Regions from separate parts of the Homo sapiens genome. Here region 2 is linked to region 1. A link is a contact called in ENCODE Hi-C or POLR2A ChIA-PET data. All regions are on one chromosome and are shown on one strand. Each heading gives the region's core, a stretch centred on a gene start or an enhancer-like site at or near the end of the contact. The rest is flanking DNA. Distances are from core to core; before and after follow the strand shown.

Region 1 (4,329 bases), core at 1,005-3,504:
TGAAGTCTAAATTACCCATACAGAAGGGTAACCCTATAGCCCACATGTCTGGATTCATGTATGCAGATGGACAGATACACTTCATTTCTCCTGGGAAGTTGAGCTCTAAAAAGCTATCACTCAGAACAGACAGTTTTATGACTGCATGAAAAGAAAAGGAAAGATGACGAAGTTGCTATAAAAATGAAAGGCCTTTTGGAGTATTAACAGCTGAAAACATTAAGATTTCAATGAAGAAACAAAAATCAGCCTTAAACTGCAAATTAAAAAGAAAAAGAAAAAAACTTTTGCATAGGGTTTGAAGCATATGGACACCCACCCAGCTAGCAGTGAGGGCAATGGGAGCCCCAGACTTTAGCTTATTAAAGATGACCTTTCCCCTCTCTAAAATTTCAAAGCTGACGTTTCAAGTGCTGAGCAGACTGTGTGCCATATGTAACATGACCTCAGCTCCACTCTGCCTGAGCACTGATGGCATCACTAATGAGAGGTGAAAGGTCCTTTTCTTGCAGCTTTTTCAGAAATCCACCAATTCTTGCCTGTGAAGTAAGGCTCCTCCCTCCCCTCCCTTGGTTTCAAGAGAACGGCATTTAATACACAGCCTCAAAACATTTTTATTACCGTCAATTTGCTTATAGCCATAGCCAAATGGCAGGATGTACAATCACATGCAGAAGAAAATATTTATTTTGACTCAGAAGGCAAAGGGATTAAGAGAACATTGTATTAACCTTGCCTTTCATCTATGTTTTAAAGGGAAAGTCTCCTGAGGCATCCATTGAAGTTCTATTTTTTAATAAAGAGTATCAAAGGCTTTTAGGAGACCAGGTGTGTGTTTAACTGAGAGGAGGAGAGGAAGGAAAGAAGCTTCACGAGAGAGAAAAGGCAGTTTTCACAAAGCTGCTTCAGAGACTGCAAAAAGATGTATGTGCTGGAATCTGTTACAGGCATTCCTAACAGCCAGCCTCCTTCACCGTCCCCCCACCCCTTTTTTTCTGCTGCTTGGAAACAAAATAGCTTTTTTTCCAAGCAGGTTGTTATCATATTCATGGCATGGTCAATTTCCGTTTGCCAAGAAAATATTTAGGCTGATCAAAGAAATTAGAAAATCCGCTGAATAGAAACAGACGTTCCCACAAGAGAAGCGCTTCTCAATGTGAAGAGGCAGGCGGACTGCAGCCCACCCAGTTACTCCTAGGAAATAAGTCTCCTGCCAAAGGCGGAACTACAAGGCCACCTGGATTCTACTGGAGGGGCTACAGAAGAGTCAAGACTTCACAGGAAATTCAAATAGAGACTGGAGTTTGAGGCGCTCTGGCGGCAGAGGTGGATGGAGATGATCGGCTCTAGTATCTATGTACAAATCAGGAGGGCCTTTAAATATGTCCATGAATCCAGAGCGACCTTTCAAGGCAGAAGATAAGTGAGTCTGGGATCCTTTTGTTTTGCTTTGCCTGGTTTACTACGCTCATGGAAAGGCAAGAACAAATTATCCTGGGTAGATGACAGAGAAGTATGTACTTTTGGAATGGAGGGATGGCTGTTTCACCCGCATTAATACAAGTTCAGTCTTTTTGATGTGTGGATTTGGGTGGAGAATGGTTGATAGTAGTTGTCTTTGGGACCTTATTGGTCTCTGCGTGTGCTCCCCGACCAGTTGGTGATGGTAAATGAGAGGGTCTTCCATCTCTTTGCTGTTCCTGGGCAATGCGCGGCCAAAAGCATTGCCACTTGCTGCGGCGCTTCAACGCGAATGACTGGCTGGGGTCGCGGCTTCCGGCCGCAGATTCCACGAAACCGAGAAGCCAACTCGGCTTCATGAAAGGAGATCCCGATTTCCCCGCTCGCCTCGGGCAAATTGAGGCACCTCATTCGCCAGCGAAGCGTCGCCGTCCTTATCCCAACGCCTCCAGTTTTTGGAGGGAAAAAGTGAGGGAGGGATGGCCCTAAAAGAAGGCGATTATGGAAACAGCTAAAGAAGCCAAAGAAAACTCCCTCCTCGCGAGTGCCGTCCGGGGCTACGTGGCGCTGGCGAAGCCAAGGTGGGCTGAGCGGTCCCCAGGCTTTGGGCCGAGAATCCGCTCCGCTACCCCAGACCCTTCCCGCCGCGCGCTCTTCACTCCGGGGACTCGGCGGAGCAGATTTTCTTTCTTTCTTTTTTTTTTGTTGTTGTTGTTGTTTCGGTTCCTGCCGGCCAGGCGAAAACTCCTTTGCCAGGAAGACAGCGCCCTCTTTCTCCTCCGGCCGCGCCGCCGCCGGCCTGCGCCGGCTCTCCGCTCCACTGACCTCCCCGCGCCTCGTTGTGGTCCCCGCCCTTCAGGCCCCGGCCCCTCTTCCCTCAAGCCCCGACGCCTGTGGGCCCCATGCACCGCCCGAGGGAACAACCCCAGAGAGCGCCGGGCCAGCCCGGCGAGATAGCGCGACCTCTGGCTACAAGCCTGGGCGGAGTCGGCCCCGGCGCAGACGCGGCGCCCAAGAGCTCCCGCACAGCCCGGGGAGGGAGTTTCTGGTGCAGGCGGCGGGGCGACGGGTGAGGCCCAGCTCTGCGAGACCCCGCTCTGCGAGCCAGCGGGCGGGGCCGCCAGCACACCGGGCGGTGAAGCCTCCCCGGCGTCCGCGCGCGGATACTTGGCTGCGCGCGCGCACCTGGCACAGCGAGTTATACTGAGGCTCAGGATCAGTCCGCGAAACGTGGACCCGGGCCTGCACGAGGGTTGATGGGTGAGGGTGGCGGGTGAACTTGAGTAGAGGTAAGGAAAGATCTTACGGCCTTCTTCCTAGTCCTAAAAGCGTCCCTCGCAGCCCGCCTGCTTGCTGGCAGCCTCACCCTGCTGGCTTCCAGGAGGGCTTTGTCAAGCACTGCAGCGGTGTTGGAAACCTTGTTGCAAAGTCCAAGCCTAAGCGAGTGGGCGAGACGCGCAGAGGGGCATGGATGAGTGGGCACCTTCCCAGCACCCTCTACCCAGTATCTCTTTTCCCACTGCTCAGAGGACTGGTGATTCAGACAAACGCCGCTCGGCCCTTTTGGGAACAGAGGCGGTCGAGCTTCTGTCTGCGAAAATCTGGATCCTTTAGAACCCGAGCAATATGCTCGTGTGAGAATGCAAAAACAGATCCCACGGCTTGGGTATGCACCGACTGAGGTACAGGCCTGAAGTGCTCCCATCCCCCGAATTCCTACCCGCTTGTGGGAGCCACAGGGGTAGTTTGCTTCCAGCTGACCCTACTGTACAACACAGGCGGCTCCCAGAAATGCACTAATTGAGTCACAAACCACTGGCCTCCACTAACAAAGCGATCCATCTCAGCAGCTCAGCGCCCAATTTGTCCGCAGCACTTTCTTCCGCAATTCAGAAGCATTATCTTGTTTTAAAAAGTATCACGGCAGAGACGTGGCAATTATCCTGAGCTCGGGTTACACTAAATGGCTTAGGCTGAGAAATGGAAGAATACAAATGCCGCGAACGTGCTGATTGCCTCGCTGCCGAGCCTGGACCGGGGGTAGGGGAGGCGAACTAGAGCTTTCGGCCGGGGAGAAGGGAGGCAGGCGCAAGTTCCCACTTGTGGTCGTCTCCGGGTGGCACCAGCGAGAAAGGAGTGTTGGCCCTTTATCTCTAAAGGCTAAGGATTCCCAGCGACGAATCCCCAAAGGTCGAGGGAGAAGAGGTCATATCCCAACATGACCAGGCCAAGCTTCTGGTCTCAGGGTCTGGGGTTTGGGTCAGGAACAGGTTGGGAACTTCAGGCACTGCTGGGATGAGGAACAGGAGAAAGGTCAAGGGTTAGTGAATGAGATGGGGGCGGGGGGGCGGGACAGAGATTCCAGTTTCTCTTCAGGACACCCACTCTACAATTGGGCAATTGGGGAGGAGGAAGGCATTGGGAGAAAACAACCCGAAGGAAAAAGAAGCTGGCTCTTTGCAATGGGAGAAGGGGTTCACTCCTGAACTAGGGGCAGGCCTGCGCCTGGGCGGACGCTGTAGGGTGGGAACGCTCGATAACTGGAGAGTCCCAGAGACCACCAGGCCTTTCCGCACCAGGAAAAAAAAAAAAAATCTGCTCTGAGAATCTTCATCTCGGTCCACCAGGGTGAGTTTGGGCCTGGAAAATGGGGGAAAGAAAAGAGAGTAGCGAAAGGTTTTCGGGTTGCGGCGCCCCGCGTGCAGACGTCTGCTCTCCCCAGCCGCCCAGCCTGCTGTGGCAGCCACGCTGTGCGCGTGTCTTTATCCTTCAGTTCAAACCAGCCCCCACATCTTGAAGTAATCAGCAGCCGAGAAGAGACTTGTCCCCCTGGCATCTCAGGTTAAAGAAGGAGGTCCAGGAAAATGT
Region 2 (4,194 bases), core at 19-2,518, 190 kb before region 1:
AATTCAACAATAATAGTCAGAGATTTCAAAACTCCACTCAATAATTGATAGACAAACTAGACAGAAAATCTGTAAGGACACAGAAGACTTCAACATAACCATCAAGCAACATGATGTAACTAACATCTAACACATTCTTCCCAAATATAGAATAAAATTTCAAGTACTTGTGGAACATTCTCCACAATAAAAAATATATTTGGCCATAACATAAGTAACGGTAAATTTTAAAAATTGGGATCATACAAAGCATGCCCTCAAACCAAAGTGGAATTAAATTAGAACAACAACCTCTAAATAATCCATGGTCAAACAAGAAATCACAAGAAAAAATTTAAAAATGTATCCAATTGTATGAATATGAAAATACAACATATTATTGTAGCAAAAGCAGTATGTAGAGGTATTATAGCTTTAAATGCCTATTTTTAGAAAAGAAGAAAGACCTCAAATAAATAACCCAAGTTTCCACCTTAAGAAATTAGGAAAAGAAGAGCAAAGCTTATAAGCAGAAGGACAACCATAAATATTAGAATGGAGATCAATGAAATGGAAATCAAAAAAAATTTTTTAAAAATTCTTAAAACCAAGGTTGATTCTTTGAAAAGATCAACAAGACTGTCACACCGCTAGGTTGATGTGCCAAGGGAAAAAAAAGAGAAGGAACAAAACTACCAAAATAAGAAATAAAAGAGTGAACGTGATCCTGACCCTACAGAAATTCAACTTAGAAGAAACTGACCAATTTCTAGGAATACTCAAAATATCAAGACAAGGAATGAAGGAAAAAGAAAAAGGAATAGGAGAATGGGGAAGGGGAGGCAAGGGGAGGAAAGGAAGAGAGGGAGGGAAAAGAGAGGAAGGAAAAAGAAACGGGGATAGAAAAAGGAAGTGTGAATAGGCTTATTATTAGTAAAGAAATTGAAACAGTATTTGGAAATCCTCTCATTAATAAAAGCCAAAACCAGATGGTTCACTGGTAAATTCCATCAAATATTTCAAGAAAAAATAATACCAATGGTTCAGAAACTCTTCTAGAAAGCAGAGGACAAGGGAATATTTTCCAAAACATTTTATGGGGTCAATATTATCCTCATACTAAAGTCTAACAAAGCCACACTAAAACAAGGATGAAGCACAAAAACTTTACACTAAGTCAAAGAAGCTAGGCTCAAAAGACTACATTTTGTATTATTCTATTTATAGAAAATGTCAAAAAAGATAACTATACAGAAACAGAAAGTAGAGAAGTGGTTGCCTAGGGCTCGGAGTGAAAGCAGAAGTAACTATCAACTATCACAAGGCATCTTCTGCAGGTGATAAACTATTCTAAAACAAGATTATGGTTGCAGATCTCTTTAATATTACTAAAAAATTATTAAATCATATGCTTAATGTGAGTGGATTTTATTGTATGTAAATTATACTTCAATAACTGTTTAAGAAAAAACCGGTTCAGTGACTAGATCAACAACATCTACCTAGACTAATCAAGATTAAAGGCAGAGTGCTGGGAATTTGCTAAAAATTAGCAGTGTAACTCTTATAGGCATTTAAAGAATTAAGAAAATATTATAAACAACTTTATGTCAACAAATACACTTTAGATGAAATTCTCAAATTCTTTGAAAAATACAACTTACTAAAAAAAATAGAGAAAAGCTGAGTAGATTTTTTAACTGAGTTTATAAAAAACCTATATACAAACAAATTAGAGTCCCAGATGGTTTCACTACTGAACCCTATAGAAACACATAAAAAAAAAACATTAATTTCATACAAACTCTTTCAAACATAAGGTAGTAGACCCCACTTTCAAGTGAAGCCAATGACGCTAACAAAACCATTGCTAGCATTACTGATAAAAACATTATATTACTCCAAAGCTAAACAAAGACATCTACAGGAAAAGTATAGAGCCATATCCCTGATGAATACAGACACAAAAATCCTTAATAAAAATATTATCAAATTGAATTCACATATATCATAACCATGTAGAATTTATCACAAGAATGCAAAGTTAATATATAAAAATGAATCAATTTAAATCACTAACAGTATAAAGAAGAAAAATGATATTTAATAAACACAGAAAAAGCACTTGACAGAATTCAACATCTACTCATAACTTTTCAAAAATTTCAGTACTCTAGAAATGGAAGGAACTTTCCTCAATCTGATGAAAGACATTCATGAAAATTCTACAGCTAGTATGACATATAATGTCAAAAGACTAAATGATTTCTCTCTTAGGTGGGGAATAAGGCACTGCAATAGGGCAAGTAACAGAAATAAAAGGCAGAGAAGTAAAACTGTCTCTAAATGCAGTTAACACAATTGTTTATATAAACAATCCTAAAAAATCTAAAAACGACTACTCAATAAGTAAAATAGAAAAGCTCATCGCACGCAAGCCCAATGTAAAAATATACATACCAGGATTAAGCAATAGAAAATGAGATTTGAAATAACTATTTCCTTGAAAAGAGCATCCCACACATAAAATACTTAGGGAAAAAAATGACAATAAGTCTAACACAAACCACTGAAAACTACAAAACATTGCTGAGATAAAGAGGCCCTAAATAAATGAAGCATACCATGTACATGTAGTGGAAGACTCAGTATTTTAGATCTTAATTCTCCCCACATTGATCTATAGATCCAATCAGAATATCAATTATACTTTTACCAAGAATTTTTGTAAAAACTGACAAACTGAATCTAAAATGTTAAGGATATGCAAAAAGCAATCTTGAAAAAGAAAAAGAATTGGAACACTTATACTACCTTAATTCAAGAATTACTATAGTAATCAAGATAAGTTATTGAAACAGAATAAGGAAAACAGAAATAGACCTAAACTTATATGCAGTCAATTGATTTTCAACAAAGGCACCAAATATGTGAAAGCAATCCAATGAAGAAAAGTATTCTCTACAAATACAACTAAATGTTCACATGCAAAAAAGAAACCCAAACAGGTACTGTATACCATACATAAAAATTAATACAAGATGGATCAGGAACCCAACTATAAATGCAAAAACTACAAAGTTTCTAAACAGGAGAATTATCGTTGTGACTTGGGGGAAGGAAAAGGTTCCTTAGATAGGACACAAAAATTACCTTAAAAGAAAAACATTCATAAATCTGACTTCATCAAAATTTATAACTTCAGTTCATCAAAAAACATTACTAAGAAAAAGAAAAAGTGAGCCACAGACAAGAGAAATTATTCATAAAACAGATGTCTGACAAAGGACTTATGTTCAACACATTGTAAAACATTTTACAAATCAATAGTAAAAGCACAAACAACTCAATTTTTTTAATGGACATAAGATTTTAATAGAGTCATCACAAAAAGAGATATAAAAAAGGCAAACGAGGCCGGACGCAGTGGCTCATGCCTGTAATCCCAGCACTTTGGGAGGCCGAGACAGGCGGATCACGAGGTCAGGAGATTGAGACCAGCCTGGCCAACACGGTGAAACCCCGTCTCTACTAAAAATACCAAAAATTAGCCGGGCATGGTGGTGGGTGCCTGTAATCCCAGCAGCTTGGGAGGCTGAGGCAGGAGAATAGCGTGAACCCGGGAGGCGGAGCTTGCAGTGAGCTGAGGTCGCGCCACTGTACTCCAGCCTGGGCGACAGAGCGAGACTCCATCCCAAAAGAAAAGAAAAAAGGCAAACGAATGAATAAAAAATGCTGAAAACCATTAGTTCTCCAGGAAATAAAAATCTAAATTACAATGAGATACTATCAATCATCACCAAAATAACTAAAATTAAAAAGATTGACAACATTAAATATGACTGAAAGTGCTAGGATTACAGGCATGAGCCACTGTGCCCAGCCAGCTGCTTTACTAGTAATAGTCAAAAACTATAAACAGCTCAGGTATTCCCCAACAAGAGAATTGCTAAACAGATATACACACATTCCCTGACTTATGACGGTTTGACTTACAAGTTTTTGACTTCATGATGACGCAAAATCAACAGGCATTCAGTAGAAACTGTAATTCGAATTTTGATCTTTTCCTGGGCTAGCAACATGCAATAGGATGCTCTCTCATGATGCTGGGCTAATGTAAGTGTTCTGAGTACTTGTATTAAGGAAGCCTATACTAAATTATGATGTTCAGCAGGTTAGGTATATTAAATGAATTTTTGACTTATGGTATTT

The links. A loop is a pair of places that touch in the nucleus more often than their neighbours do. ChIA-PET counts read pairs that join two places held with the same protein, here RNA polymerase II (POLR2A). Pooled maps may share reads with other maps.
Region 2: a loop to region 1 is called in a map with no recorded cell type, with 10 times the contacts of the local background. The contact joins two enhancer-like sites. A Hi-C loop is called at or near these places in 6 of 37 single-sample maps with no recorded cell type and 5 of 50 pooled maps. POLR2A ChIA-PET finds 5 or more read pairs at or near these places in 1 of 52 experiments (HepG2).

The regions. Positions count from the first base shown.
Region 1 is chr14:60,655,277-60,659,605 of GRCh38, reverse strand. No RefSeq gene overlaps it. Among named protein-coding and RNA genes, the nearest start is that of SIX1, 8.0 kb to the right of the region's middle. RefSeq lists enhancers at 1,996-2,295, 3,840-4,329, 3,873-4,329 and a silencer at 2,376-2,645. Within about 2 kb of position 2,254, at least 11 of the 41 ENCODE cell types and tissues checked have a DNase peak (open chromatin) inside an H3K27ac peak, as active enhancers do.
Region 2 is chr14:60,842,770-60,846,963 of GRCh38, reverse strand. The region is part of intron 6 of MNAT1 (MNAT1 component of CDK activating kinase); the gene reads right to left. Among named protein-coding and RNA genes, the nearest start is that of MNAT1, 110 kb to the right of the region's middle. Within about 2 kb of position 1,268, at least 2 of the 41 ENCODE cell types and tissues checked have a DNase peak (open chromatin) inside an H3K27ac peak, as active enhancers do.